2 separate regions of the Homo sapiens genome follow, and region 1 is linked to region 2. A link is a loop called in an ENCODE intact Hi-C map of the cell type or tissue named here. Cell type or tissue: Caco-2. All regions are shown on one strand. Links, peaks and the distances in the headings refer to the core of each region. The heading gives the core; the rest is flanking DNA.

Region 1 (10,740 bases), core at 3,284-8,283, 88 kb before region 2:
GTATTAGTCTTTTCTCCTTTTCCACCCCTTAATTTTTCATTCCCAACTGTTGGCATGAGGACACTTGCATTCTGTATGGAAGGAATTAAGTGCTAATCTGTGGTGCCATAAAGAAATGTCTTCTCTTTGTAGGGTGTAATAATGATCTCTGCTGTGTTAGCAAGGTCAGTGCTTTGGACTTCTAGGACTAGTAGCCTAAACTTGTACGAGTTTTAGATGCTCAGGAACACTACTTCTTATTCTTTCTTCTCTCTTCTCTTCTGTTCTTCCCCCCTCCTCCCCCTCCTCCCCCTCCTCCCCCTCCTTCCCCTCCTTCTTCTCCTCCTCTTCTTCCCCCTCCTCCTTTCTTCCTCCTTTCCTCCCCCTCCTCCTCCTCTTCTTCTTCCTCCTTCTCCTCCTTCCTCTCCTTCCTCTCCTTCCTTCCTCCTTCTTCTCCTTCCTTGCCCCTTCTTCTTCTCCTTCCTTCCCCCTTCTTCTTCTCCTTCCTTCCCCCTTCTTCTCCCCCTTCCTTCCCCCTTCTTCTCCCTTCCCCTTATTTTCTGCCTTCCCCTCTTCCTCCTGCTCCTCCTCCTCCTTCTGGAGTCTCACTCTGTTGCCCAGGCTGGAGTGCAGTGATGCTATCACTGCTTACTGCAGCTTTGAGCTCCAGGGCTCAAGCCATCCTCCCACTTCAGCCTCCCCAGTAGGAGGGACTACAGGTGCACAACACCATGCCCAGCTAATTTAAGTTTTTTTTTTTTTTTTTTTAAGACAGAGTCTTGGCCGGGCATGGTGGCTCACGCCTATAATCCCAGCACTTTGGGAGGCCGAGGTGGGCCAATCACTTGAGGTCAGGAGTTTGAGGCCAGCCTGGCCAACATGGTGAAACCCTGTCTCTACTAAAAATACAAAAATATTAGCCAGGTGTGTTGGCGCATGCCTGTAATCCCAGCTACTTGGGAGGCTGATGCAGGAGAATCACATGAACCAAGAAGGCGGAGGTCACAGTGAGCCGAGATGGTGGCACTGCACTCCAACCTGGGCAACAGAGCGAGACTCCATCTCCCAAAAAAAAAAATAATAAAAAATAAAATAAAGACAGTCTCACTATATTGCCCAGGCTGGTCTCAAACTCCTGGCTTTAAGTGATCCTCCCACCTCAGCCTCCCAAGGTACTGGGATTACAGGTGTGAGCCACCACGCCTGGCCTCAGGGACAATTTTTTTTCTTTTTTTTTTTTTTTTTTTTGAGACGGAGTCTTGCTCTGTCACCCAGGCTGGAGTGCAGTGGCGTGATCTCGGCTCACTGCAAGCTCCACCTGCTGGGTTCATGCCATTCTCCTGCCTCAGCCTCCTGAGTAGCTGGGACTGCAGGTGCCCGCCACCATGCCTGGCTAATTTTTTTGTATTTTTAGTAGAGACGGGGTTTCACTGTGTTAGCCAGGATGGTCTCGATCTCCTGACCTCATGATCCGCCTGCCTTGGCGCCCAAAGTGCTGGGATTATAGGCATGAGCCACTGTGCCCTGCCTTTTTTTTTTTTTTTTTTGACAGAGTCTCGCTCTGTTGACCAGGCTGGAGTGCAGTGGCATGATCTCAGCTCACTGCAACCTTCACCTCCCAGGTTCAAGTGATTCCCCTGCCTCAGCCCTCTGAGTAGCTGGAATTACAGGTGCCTGCCACCATGGCCCGCTAATCTTTGTATTTTTAGTAGAGATGGGGTTTCACCATGTTGGCCAGACTGGTCTTAAACTCCTCACCTCAAGTGATCCACCCACCTCAGCCTCCCAAAGTGTTGGGATTACAGGCGTAAGCCACTGTGCCTGGCCTCAGGAACACTTCTTAATGATTTTTTTTTCTTGCCTTAAGAAAACTTGAAGCAACTTCTTTTGTTAGTCTTTTTAGTCTTCTCCCTTCCTTCACTATTGTTGTTATTATTTTAGAGTCAGGGTCTCACTCTGTCATCCAGACTGGAGTGCAGTGGCATGATCATAACTCACTGCAACCTCAAAGACTCCTGAGCTCAAGGGATCCTTCTACCTCAGCCTCCAGAGTAGCTGGGACTGTAGACATGCACCACCACACCTGGCTAATTTTTAATTTTTTTTTTTTTTTTTTTTTTTTGAGACAGAGTCTTGCTCTGTTGCCCAGGCTGGAGTGCAATGGCGTGATCTCGGCTCAGTGCAAACTCCGCCTCCCAGGTTCAAGCAATTCTCCTGTCTCAGCCTCTTGAGTAGCTGGGATTATAGGCACCCACCACAATGCCTGGCTAATTTTTGTATTTTTAGTAAAGACAGGGTTTCACCATGTTGGCCAGGCTAGTTTCAAACTCCTGATCTCAGGTGATCTGCCCACCTCGGCCTCCCAAAGTGCTGGTATTACAGGCGTGAGCCACCACGCCCAGCCTTAAATTTTTTTTTTTAGAGATTGGATCTCGCTTTGTTGCCTAGGCTGGTCTCAAACTCGTGGGCTCAAGCAAGCCTCCTGCCTCAGCCTCCCAAAGTGCTGGGATTATAGGTGTGAGCCACGCGTCTGGCCCTCCCTTCCTTTATAGAGGAAGAAATAGGCAAAGAAAAGTTAGGAGGTAAGCAGGAAGCGAGTCTTCTTAAATGGAATCATAGGTGAGTTTGAGATTTACAGGAGAGGCTCAAACGGGTGATTTGGAGGATGCACCTGGGCCCAGAAAAAGACACAAGAACATCTGGCTGTCTGGACTGTATAAAGGAGTGAAGACTTCTCTTTACAACAACCATAAATAGTTTTGGATGTGAATTTCTGAAGCTTAAGGAACAAAATATTCAGCAAAATCTCTGGGTCACAGATGATTGGCTCCTTGCTCTGGAATAGCAATGCTTAATGTTGAGAAGCTTCAAACCTTTGAAATCTGTCATTGCCCAAAGCCTGAGAATAACTCACTAAATCCCAGGTTGACCTCCCTATAGCATCAGCTTGCAGTTCATGACAAATAAGGCAGGGAGAGAATTTATAGAGTTAATTACTAGGCTTGGTTCTATTAAATGTGCAAAGCACACATGCAAGGGGCTGGAGCTTTGACATGAGTGGAGAGACTTGAATTCTTTCGCAGCTGGAATGTGCCGGAACTTCCCAAAGGCTTGAAAGAATGCCTAGAATTTATTTTTTCTTTTATGGTCACTGTTATTTCTCACAGAGGCAAGTGAATCTTCCCAAGCTACCATGACGGGAGTCGAGGAGCTCCTGGCAGGCTTGTGGGGAACAAAGCCAGCCAGCTCTCCATGGCTTGGGCGGGCAGGGATCCCTGACTTTCTCTCACATGGGGGGCCGACAGGAGCTGTTGTAAATCTTTAAAGCCAAAAGGAAAATTAACGAGCGCAGCACAGAGCAGGACCTTGTCAGCTCGGTAATGGGTGGTGGGAGGAAGAATTCTGCTGCTTCCTCCTGGGCATTAAGTGTAACTCAAAAACTCCTGTTTTGTGGCCATTGTCCAATTATAACAGCTTTCTACTCTGGAGAATTTAGTCATTGACTGCTTTCAAGTCACCTGGGGGAAAACAGTATTCAATACGATCAAGAGGATGAGGTCTCTTGTTCTGAATTTTCCCTTTAGTGATGGAAACAAAATACTTCTCTGAATCCATTTAGGGCATTGAGCACTCCCAAAAGAAGCCCTACAATGGAGAGAAAGAGCGGGGATTATTAGAGAGATCTTCTGAAGGACCTCCCCCACTAGAATGGAGAGTGTAGAATGCAGAGTAGGGATTTTGTGTCATGCGCTGCTATATCTCCAGAACCTAGAACTGGTCCTATCGCACAGGAGGCTGACAAGAAATAGGTGCTAAAGTAACGAATGAAGATCTACAATCCAACAAATGACACTGTTCGGGAGCTCAGAGCTTTAAAGCAGTGTGATGTAGTTGCAGGAGCGTAGGGTGTGGAATCAGGCAGATATAGTGTTGTTGGATTGTAGATCTTCATTTGCTCATTTAGCACCTATAGGTTTATTCATTAACTTAACACCTATAGGTTTTGGCTCTGCTAGTTTGCTAGCTGTCTGGCCTATGGCAAGTTACTTTACTCCCCTTAATCTCGTGGTCTTCATCTGTAAAATGAAATAATAATCCCAACTTCAAAGTTGTTCTGAGGATTCCTTGAGATGATGACTGTGATGGTGTTTGACACTCTGAAAATGCTGATCCCAACCCTATCTCTCCTTAAATCATGTCAGTTCAGTAAGGAATTTACATAATGAACTATCTATTCAGTGGGAGAGTTAGAAAGCGGAAGCATCTGTTTATTGCCACAAAAATTTATAGATTAAGTTTGGGCAACATAGGGAGAACCTATATCTTCTTAAAAAAAAAAAAATTATCCGGGCATGGTGGCAAATGCCTGTAGTCCCAACTACTCGGGTGGGAGGATCACTTGAGCCACCGGGGGTCAAGGCTGCAGTGAGCTGTGATCTTGCCACGGCATTCCAATCAAGATGATAGAGCGACACCCTGTCTTAAAAAAAGTTGATAGTTTATACATTTATTTATTCATTTACAGATCTGTAGATTACAAATTACTCGTGATGTCTTAAGGTATTTGTTGTTTTGTTCTTACACGTGTGTTATTTTGTGTTTACAAAAGGAAAAGACATTTCATAAAGCTATTGAATCCCGAAAAGTCAACTTTAATTTTATTTTTATTTTTTGAGGCAGGGGCTCACTCTGTTGCCCAGGTTAGAGTTAGGTGGCGTAATAATGGTTCACTGCAGCCACGATCTTCCGGGCTCAAGCAATCCTCTTACCTCAACCTCCCAACTAGCTGGGACCATAGGTGCGTGGCACCATGCCCGGCTAATTTTTAAATTTTTTTGATTAATTAAGTGGGATCTCCCTATGCTACCCAGGCCAGTTTTGAACTCCTAGGGTCAAGGGATCCTCCTGCCTCAGCCTCCCAAAGTGCTGGGATTATAGATGTAAGCCTGAACAATATGAGGCTTTAAACACTACTTCTCAAAGAGCCTTAGCCAGTTCTGGTAGGATAATAACCTCGGGGCAAGTGAAAACTTGGAGAGGCAGGTTGTTCCTAAACTTAATCTTCTCTCTTGAAGCATTTGGTGAAACCTATAAAATTTGGGGGCGTGCAAATTAAGTGTACTTGTAAATATGGTCTGAAAAAATGCATTCACTGTATTTTTGCTTCCCACTGTTTAGTATAACATTTATCAGAGAGGCAGAAAACATGCGGATAAAAATATCCAGTTGTGTATTCTCAGTTGGTATCAAAAGCTAGGTCACTGAAGGTCACTGCCCAGCAAGTCCCCATGTGTAAGAGAGTGTTGGTATGTAAGAGTGTTTCTGATGTTAAGGAATTCTGTTTGCTGTGATGCGAGTTGTGTACATCTCCTTGATTTTTCTCCCCATATGTAACCAAAAAAATGCTATCCTGGATTTTATTTCTCTTTCACAGGAATGGGAAGGAAAAGTGTGGAGTCCGTGTGGATTTCTCTTATTTTATCTGTGGCTTGAATGTACATTTCTGAGAGAGGGTAAGTGAATCCACTCTCCATGTTTTCCTTTCTCAATGTTACTTCCTGTTCACCTTTCTCCTTATTCTTAAGCCTCTGAGGGTTACAATGGGGTGTGTGTGCAGGACTGCTACTGCCTAAGGGAAAATTACAAAGCTGCCTAGGCAGCCTGATTTATGAGGCATTGAAAGGCACATCTGACCAAAAATATCCCCACCACTGGCCTGCCACCAGTGCCTGAAATACCTATGATTAGAATCACCCATTAAAATGTTTTCTGCAGGCCGGGCATGGTGGCTCACGTCTGTAATCCCAGCACTATGGGAAGCCGAGGCGGGCGGATCACCTGAGGTCAGGAGTTGGAGACCAGCCTGGCCAACATGGTGAAACTCCATCTCTACTAAAAATACAAAAATGAGCCGGGCGTGGTGGCGGGCGCCTGTAATACCAGCTACCTGGGAGGCTGAGGCAGGAGAATCGCTTGAACCCAGGGGGTGGAGGTTGCAGTGAGCTGAGGCTGAGGTTGCTCCACTGCACTCCAGCCTGGGTGACAGAGTGAGACTATCTCAAAAAAAAAAAAAAAAAGAAAGAAAAAAAAGTTTGCAGACATGCCTGGCTTCTTTGGGTCATGAAGGCATTGTGTTAGGAGAAAATTGGGAAGTGGGAAAGTGGGAAAGTATTGCATTATAATGATTTATATTATGAACCTATCAATCTCTTGGTCAAGAGTAACATCTTGATAAGTAAGTAGACTGAGGCTGGAGGGAAAGTTGGGAGTTGAGAGCTTTGTCCAGCATCTTGGTGTACACCCTGTGCAGGATGAAGTCGACAGGTAGCTGGGGAGAGATTGTACAAAGTGGATTGAGGGGTAGAGATAGCAAAGACAAATTTAGGTATTTCACAGGTCTATACAAGGCCAGGTTAGGAAGTAAGGGTACATAATTGCCAGAGGAATCTCCTTTCTGACTGACTTTAAGGAATCTCTCTTACCGACTCTACAGGGCTGTTATGTGAGGTTCTTTCAATTTTCCTTTTCCATCATCTTAGTTTTGGGGTAACCATAACAGGACTAATGATTCTGTTATTCATAAAATAATATTTGTGACAAAGGCCAAGTAGATTCATATCCGACAAATCCAAGTGGATTTGTCGAGTCTATTCTGTAAAAGTGTCCAGAGCAGTGCTTCTCAAAGTCTTGTCTGTAGACCACCTCTATCTGAGTTACCACAGGTGCTTATGAAAATCTCCCTCCCCGGGCCCCATCTAGACCTTTGGAAACAAGACTCTCTGAGGTAGAGGCCTGGGTCTCTGCATTAAAAACAGCTGTGGGGCCGGGCGCGGTGGCGCACGCCTGTAATCCCAGCACTTTGGGAGGCCGAGGCGGGCGGATCACGAGGTCAGGAGATCGAGACCGTCCTGGCTAACACGGTGAAACCCCGTCTCTACTAAAAATACAAAAAATTAGCCGGGCGTGGTGGTGGGCGCCTGTAGTCCCCGCTACTCGGGAGGCTGAGGCAGGATAATGGCGTGAACCCGGGAGGCGGAGGTTGCAGTGAGCCGAGATCGTGCCACTGCACTCCAGCCTGGGCCACAGATTAAGACTCGGTCTAAAAAAAAAAAAATCAATTTTAGTATATGGTAAAAGTAATGGGTTTCCCTAATTTCCTGGTTACCATTGTTTACGGTTTCTGTATTATTTCACCTTCTGTAGCTTTTCTGGCTCTTCAAACACAATTAACAGCAGGAAAATTAGATGGAAAATTTTTGTAATAAATATTCAGAAATACCTTACATAAATCATGGTGTCTAGCAATGGAAGAATTGATTAACTGAATATATTCTACCTTGAAATATTCTGCATATTTTTACTAGAACAAACTGCCTTTTTTTATTTTTATTTTTTAATTTGAGACAGAGTTTTGCTCTGTTGCCCAGGCTGGAGGGCAGTGGTGTCATCTCAGCTCACTGCAGCCTCCACCACCTGCAAACTGCCTTTTTCTAGCTGTTGCTTTCCTTGATTCTCTTATATCATTATCTTTTGTTTCCTGCCCCTATCTCCCTCCCCTTGGTTGACAAAGTGCCTACATTCTCTATTTTTTCCCATTTCCTTGTCTCTCTCTGGTGTAATTCCTTCTCATTCATCTTGCAAGCAGAATTTCTCTATACAGCAAAGGTCAGAGCTGACAGGACTGATCTGAAATGCTGTTGAATTTCATAGTTGCTCATTCAAGATCATTACTGATACATGCAAAAGTGGACCTTCTGCCAAAATCGACCTCAGAAAATCAGACCAAGAGGAAAAGGGCAAAGGTAAAGAAGAGACTCTTGCTGGGCAGCGGCTGATGCCTGTAATCCTAGCACTTTGGGAGGCTGAGGAGGGAGGATTGCTTAAGCCCAGGAGTTCGAGACCAGCCTGGGCAACATAGCCAGAACCCAGTCTCTACAAATAATTAAAAAACAATCAGCTGGGTGTGGTGGCGTGCATCCAGCTGGGACCACAGGCTACTCAAGAGGCTGAGGCAAGGGGATTGCTTGAGTCCAGGAGGTTGAGGCTGCAGTGAGCTGTGATCACGCCACCACACTCCGGCCTGTGTGACAGAGTGAGACCTTGTCTCGAAAAAATTAAAAAAAAAAAAAAAAAAAAAAAAAAGAAGGGACTCTTACCATTTCCATTTCCTCTTAATATAAATGACATTAGGCAGCATTACTCTGATGGCGCTGTAACCATAGGAAGGAGTAGAAAATGACACAGCCACATAGTGGTATGATAGAATACATTACAATTTGGAGTGTGTAAAAAAAAAACCGGAAGAAAATGCTGATTTTCAATTCTCTTCCCTCAACTAAAGAAACAGGCGTGAAGGAAAATGGTGCAGTTGGCATTATCTCACATGGACTCCTTTCTAAATGCAAGAATGCCCTTTTAGGAGCTGAAATATGAACACTGTGAGTTAGAATGCATGGGTTCAAATTCAGACTTCACAATTATTATCTGACTGTCCTTGAACAATTTAATCAGTCTCCTGCACCTCTGTTTCTTCCTCTGAGAAATGGGAATAATAATAGCATGCACCTCAGGGGTGGTTAGGAGCATAAAATGGGGATAACACCTGTAAAGCACTAAGAAAAGTGCCTTGCATGTAGTAAACTCTTAATTGCTGCTTGCTAGCATTGATATATTTTTTCTTTTTTGAGACAGTGTCTTGCTCTGTTGCCCAGGCTGGAGTATGGCGGCAAGATCATGGCTCACTGCAGCCTCGACCTCCTGGGCTCAAGTGATCCTCACCTCAGCCTCCTGAATAGCTAGGACTATAGGCACACACCACCATGCCCTGCTAATTGTTTTATTTTTTTGGAGAGACGTGGTCTCACTATGTTACCCAGGCTGGTCTCGAACTCCTGAGCTCAAGCAATCCTCTCACCTTGGCCTTCCAAAGTGCTGGGATTATTTTTTATTCACCAAGTTTGAAATCTTTGGTAGTGTCCTAGCTGAGGAGGCATCCAGGGAGTTTCTGGGCAGAATAGTTAACCGATACTGTGAAAATCTGCTAACAGTGGTTGTTTTGCTTTTTGGGAAGCAGCGTTCCTTGTCTGGCTGCTGTTCCCCCCTGGTCACATGGGCACACTATGATTAAATCATTCCTAGTAAATCTTGGATATTCTTGGATTTAATAATAAATTAATTACTAATGATCACACTTTGGAACATGTTTCCCTGCCTGTGACATACTAAGAAACTAGAAACGTATTCAGCATTTACCAAAACACTCTTCCTTTTTTTTTTTAAGACAGGGTCTCACTCTGTGGCCCAGGCTGGAGTGCAGTGTTGCAATTATGGCCTTGATCTCCCAGGCTCAAATGATCCTCCCACCTCAGCCTCCCAGGTAGCTGGGATTACAGGCATGCACCACCACACCCAGCTAATTTTTTGTGGGTTTTGTAGAGATGAGGTCCTCCTATGTTGCCGAGGCTGGTCTTAAACTCTTGGGCTCAAGTGATCCGCCCACCTTGGCCTCACCAAGTACTGGCATTACAGGCGTGAGTCACCGCACCTGGCCAAAACCCTCTCTTAATGGAACATACATCTCACATTCTGGAAATATCTATTATCCCAGTGCATATTTCTTTCTTTCTCATGACTAACATTCTGCTTTTTTAGTTATTCACATACATAAACTGACTGATAATAAATCTGGGAATTTGTCATTTAAAAAAATGCACATTTCAAACACAATCAGTAATCCTCAAACAGTAGAGACATGTTTACATTTCTTTGGTTAAAGTGTAGGAACACAGGGACTAGGGAATCATTTTTTAAAAAGTATTTTCAGACAAATCATTTTCTGAGAGACTTAAAAAAAGAAACTGTCAGTCATTTGAGGCATACCCTTTTGCTTCTATTCCATTTTTATCATACCAATCTCTCTTGCAAAATTGATGTTATTCATAAATGTTTTCCTTCCAAACTGTGGGAAATAAGATGTGAGTTTGGCCCTTTGATAAAGTTAGGCTCAGGGACTGCTTATCATTGAAACAATGAGCACAAAAGCGATTCAGTCCTGGGACTTCTCACAAAACTCAGCGGGCCAGGCGGTGCTCACTCTTGTTCTCAGGCATTCCAGGGGAGTGGCAGAGGGACAGCCAGCACGAGACATTTTCAAGGTTGTTTTTCCCACCCTTTAGAATTGGTAAATCTCCGATCGTTTAGAAAAGGATTTGTTTTGCAAGAACCTAAAGTGTCCCCAAGAACTATGTTTACCCATAATAGGCCTTGCTCTCTGTTTAACAGAGCCAGATGGACACTGCTATTTGGCTCATGGTCATATCCCCACAGATTTGACCTCATTTAGAGGACACTATTAAAAGATTATCCTATTATTGAGAATTTCCATTGCATCAAATAGCAAATATTAGTAAGATTCCTCTACAGGGAAAATGATGTAAGAAGAGGGTAAGACTGTGTTGACCTCAGGCAAATCACATGGATAGGTATGTGGCAATTATGAAACTCAGTGCTGACTAATAAAGCCCAGCGGCACACAGAGTAAAGGTCCAGGAGCAGAGACTTTCCCAGTAGCTCTCGAAGGAAGTGTTGAGGTTCCACTGAAGCCATAGATGGAAATCTTATTTGACTCCGTTGCCTTAGTACCAAGATGGTTATTTTGAAAGAGGCTAAGGAGGAGAAAGTGCATGTAGCAGGATGGCAGGATGGGATGTGGGGATGATGGGATGATGGGATGTTGGGATGATGGGATGATGGGATGATGGG
Region 2 (5,000 bases), core at 1-5,000:
CAGCAAACTAATATTATTTTAAAAGGAAATTGCTTCCAATTTCAAAGCAGCAGGAGATTAGTAAGAAAATGAGGTTTCCGTTCCATAGGGTTTTCTAGGATGGAGATGTCTCATTCTAACATCCTTTTGGAATGGAAAAACACTTACTGTATAGTCTCCTTTACTTGGTTATCCTGAACCTCTTTACAGGCTGATAATTTTCTTGCTGGCAGTATATTGTATAGAATAGTTGTATTTTAAGACTTCTTCAAAAGTGTCTGTTAGCTTTGAGTAATTATCCATTGTTGAATTTGGCAGAACAAAGAGAAACTTCTAGAATTTTTATCTTCAGCCTTAGAAAGTGTTGTTAACTCTGAAAGTTTATATTTAGAGGACTTACTTTAAAAAAAGAAAGTAATACTTTTAAATGCCTGCTCATGATTTTTTTTAAATTTTTATTTATTTATTTATTTATTTATTTATTTATTTATTTATTTATTTTTTTGAGACAGAGTCTTGCTTTGTCACTCAGGCTAGAGTGCAGTGGCACGATCTCGGCTCACTGCAACCTCCGCCTCCCAGGTTCAAGTGATTGTTGTGCCTCAGCCTCTCGAGCAGCAGGGAATACAGGCGCCCACCACTATGCCCAGCTAATTTTTGTATTTTTAGTAGAGATGGGGTTTTGCTGTGTTGGCCAGGCTGGTCTGGAACTCCTGACCTCAGGTGATCCACCCGCCTTGGCCTCCCAAAGTGCTGGGATTACAGGTGTGAGCCACTGTGCCCGGCCACCTGAAGTTTTTATAAGGCCCTTGAGAACTCTGGCACTTTGTTGTGGTTGATCAGAGCCATGCAGGTAGTCTCATAGGTCCTTCAGTCCACAAATATTGAGGGTCCACCCTGTGCCATGTTATGGGGGCCTCTGTCATTTTGCTCAGGACTCTACTCTGAGGTGGTCCTGTATGGCTTGGATTATAAGAGACAGTCGAGGAAACAAAAGATCTGCATGCTCTCCTTTCACAAATTCACTAAAATGTCATGGCAAAATATTTTGAGCACTCTACCTCACATAAACTTTCTAGTTCACAGTCTGGTAGGTTGACATGTCTCTAAATATTTGTTATTTTCTGATTGAATCCTACCTGAACCCAGTTAACTGAGATACACTAAATCATAGCACCCTTTATTTGAAACAATACTGTAGGATTTCAAAGATCCATCAGTGTCTAGAAACTAGCAGGTATCTGTTGAATGAATGCTGCATTTTCTTCAACTCTGGGAGCCTGGATTAACTTCTACAAGTAATAGCACTGTTTCTATTTTGGTTACTTTCTGGCTACTGTCCTAGTCATTTTAGTTACCCTGATGCTGCCCCAGCGACTCAGCCCAGCCAGCACAAACTGTCCTGCTGGCTAACTGGATCATGGCTGCTGGTGGCCTATCGTATACTAGGGCTGAGAGAAAGAAGAAAGAATAGGGATGTCTATCCTTTAGGAAATGCAGTAGCATATTCTGCAGCCTTTTCCATTTTATTCATTTTGCTTTGGTTTGCTCAGAAGTATCAGAGCAAAATAGAAAATCAAATAATTGGAGCGCTCATCCTTATTTTCTCCTTGCCCAATCCCCATCCATAGTCTCTGGATGTGTCCCAACAAGGTGCTTACTGCTGAGCCACTCTGTATCTTTTCTGGAAGTCGGGGAGGTAAGGACAGATAAACAATGACACTAATTTTTCATCATCTCCCTATTCCTATGTTGCTATCATTCAACCAAACACCTACTGAGCACCTACTTCTGGCCCAGGTAATACACTTGGTCCTGAGGATACAAAGATCATACAGTTCCTCAGAGAGTTCGTGGTCTCCTGGGGGATGCAGAGAAGTAAAAATTCAGAGGAAAGCCCAGGAGATGTGTGAACCTAGAGGAAAGAGAGTTTAACTCTGCCTTAGGTGAAGAGGGGGTCAGTCCTCTTCATGGAGGAGAATTTTTATTCATTCTGCTGGCTGGACAGCAAAGATACCAGGCATAAAATCGAGGTTCTTATTTTTCCAACTTTAAAATCTACTCCACAATGGTCCCCATTTACTGTCAAAGCTGGCTTGTGTGTGATAATACCACTAATATAATCATGCCATCCTCTCACTCCTGCTCACTTTACACTTTATATCTGAAGGTCACAGTACTAAAAACTGGCATGGGTGTTTTCCAAGGAATCTGGTTATCAGGCTTGACTACAACTCTAAAACTGAAGATTAAAAGACAAGTTAACAGGCACTTTATAGGATGAGTATGGAGTCGGAGCTGTGATGGGCAGAGGAAAAAATCAGCAGCACTATGTTAAGCATATACCAACCAATGCCCAAAGCTGAAGGTAACTTATGATTTGTTTTTCTTAGGGGAGGACTTGTTTCACCTACCATGTGGAATGTTCCTGGGGCCTTGACAGGTCTGAAGCCATGAACAGGTATGCATTGATCAGCGTGGCCATTGCAGAAGCAGCTGCCCTTGACAATGAAATCATAGATTGCATAGTGTGTAAAATGTTGAGGCTCTTCGTTCAGGTCATTTCTCTGACAGGGACAAGACTGTCGTTTCAGCAGCTGCACGCGAAGGTTGGTGATCTTCAGCTGCTCCTGAACTTTGGCACTGTAAGGGTTCTCTGTATCGTATGGTGGTGACAAAGCTTTGAAAATAACCTGTAAGGAGAAAGAAAATACCATGCGTTTATAGGACTGTGCGCAAACCCTGAATTGTTTGCCTAATGTAGTCCCTGTTTGATTTATGCCTTATGTCATCTGTGAACGATAAGATAACAAGAAGTTTTTAGACCTTGAGCACACCTGGGACAGAGCCGCCCTGTTATTCTAAGGAGCAGATGTGCTGCCTGTTTGTACACAGAAGTATACATTGAGTGACCAGCAGAGACCTGACCCTTGAGATAAAGGCAGCCATACAAAGATCTTGCCAGGAAGAGCATTCTGGGCGAGGGAAGAGCAAGCTTAAAGGCTTTGAGGCAGAGTCAAGCTTGGCTTGCTCAAGGAAGAACAACGAAGTCAGTGTGACTGGAGACCAGTGAACAAAGAGAGAGTGGCTGGAGAGGCGGACAGAGAGCAGGTGTGAGATAGACATGAATGGAGCCCTGTGGAAGTCACAGTAGAGTTATGCTGACTGTAGCGGAAGCCACTGGGACACTGTAGGCAGAGAGGTGATATCTGATTTACCTTGCCTAAAAATATAACTCTCTCTTTTTGGATATAAAAGTATCACCTTAGAGATCAATTTCATACCAAAAGTATGAAAAGGAAAGAATCGACTGTGTCACATGTCCAAGGTCTACTGGTACAGACCTGTCCTCAGTGAAATATAACTGTGGGGGAGAGGGTAATAATTCAGCAGACATTTGGCCTCTGCAGCTCATGGTCTAGCCAGTAGCCAGAGTGGTTCTCTATAAACAGAGATTGGATCGTGTCACTCCCTTGCTTAAACCACCCCCACCTGAAGACCTCCCATTCTCCTCAGAACAAGATGCAAGGTCCTTATAATGGCTCTGCCTGGTTTCTGTTCTTAGTACTTATCACCATCTGACATTATATTTGTAGTGGTTTAGTGATTTACTATCTTCCCAGTCCAGACCAAAAACTTCATGTAGGCGGTCACGTATGTATCCCAGGACAGTGGCTGGCACATAGTAAGTATTCAATAAATTTTTGGTAAACAAATTAATTAATTTAACATTGTTCTTGGCATTTGTGTAATAGGTGAGAATTCCAAATAACTTCCTTATGTCGGGTCTAAATTCATTCGCATACTGAATTTCACGTTAAACACCAGTATTATGACAATAATAAGAAATAACGGATTAACCGGTATTTGTATTTCTAGCTATTTTTGAACTTTTAAAGCTTAAACAACATTGTATCTTAAACTCAAACCACATTCTGTCCCATTTATCCACATGCAAAGTGGTGGAAGGAAGCTTATCAGAAAATAAAATTTTCCAACAAACAATATGTCATATATTCAAAAGTCAGTACAGAAGTAACATCTTTTTCTTTTAACAACAGCTAGAACATGATTTTCTGTTTCGAAGCATTTTTTAAAAATTGAATCCATTATGGGCTTTATATGGAACTGATTCTCAACGTGACCTCCAAACACTGACATTTCTGTTAGACAGGAAGAACCCTTGCTCTAAATGATATCAGTAAAGTGCTACCTCCTATTTTATCAACCACAGTAATGCAAGGACATGGAAAAGGACACACCAGTGCTAACCAAGTAAGAGCTCCACTGAAAAGTCTGTGGTGTCCTTCTCCTCGTTATCTGCCCACCCTTCCTTTTCCTGAGCCTCGGTGGCAACTGTTTGGTCTCTCTCTGTCTCTGCCACGTATTTACCCTTGACATTTACCCTAGTTCCCTCTCTCACCCCATTCCATCTCCCCCTCACCCTCAGAATTGTTCCGCACAGGCAAAGCCAGAGGAAGCTCTGTCAAGGTCTGTAGGAACTTTGAAGCTCTTCTGCTTCCTGAGCCCAGACAGTGGGAGCTGAATGGCGGCTCTGTGCTTGGTGTGCATGACACCACAGTTGGCACGCGGATATCAGTAGGGAAGGGACATCATGACCCCTGAGGCTGTGTGCTGGAAAGGAGACAGCAGAGTGCCACAGACACAAAAGTGAACGGGAATTTAAACCATGAAATCTTTTTTCCAGAAAGGAGACGCCTTAATCTGATACCCTGGGAATGGATCTACCCTGCGTCAGGAAACAAAGAGTCCGCCAGTACAGATGCTTCCAACTTCTGGCAGGTCGCCCTTTGGGTCCCACCCAGTTTTTCTTCAAACTTCCCCAGAAGAAGCCTGTATGGCATGAGTGAAATGAAGTAAGAAAACACGTAGAAGCCCTCAGGATAGTATCAGCCTCTTCTGTGTTTTGTTCCCATAAGGAAGGGAATGTATCTATAGGCCCATCACTGATCCTCTGTCTACAACTGCCTCTTAATACACACTCCCAACAAGATATATTA

The links. Hi-C counts contacts between places; a loop is a spot of excess contacts. Peaks named below come from ENCODE experiments on the same cell type or tissue, not always from the same donor. Only the 100,000 strongest peaks of a DNase experiment are listed, where the experiment ranks them.
Region 1: a loop joins it to region 2, with 2.4 times the contacts of the local background. A loop is called at or near these places in 1 of 110 quality-filtered maps.

Annotation. Positions count from the first base shown.
Region 1 is chr12:95,643,915-95,654,654 of GRCh38, forward strand. It overlaps the pseudogene PGAM1P5. Among named protein-coding and RNA genes, the nearest start is that of USP44, 98 kb to the left of the region's middle. RefSeq lists a silencer at 9,979-10,273. In Caco-2, for the core only: no CTCF peak of the experiment used is centred there; a DNase peak (open chromatin) is centred at 5,677.
Region 2 is chr12:95,735,473-95,740,472 of GRCh38, forward strand. NTN4 (netrin 4) reads right to left here. Exons shown (of 10, transcript NM_021229.4): 3 at 2,394-2,672. Among named protein-coding and RNA genes, the nearest start is that of NTN4, 53 kb to the right of the region's middle. In Caco-2, for the core only: no CTCF peak of the experiment used is centred there; a DNase peak (open chromatin) is centred at 2,839; H3K4me3 peaks cover 842 bases.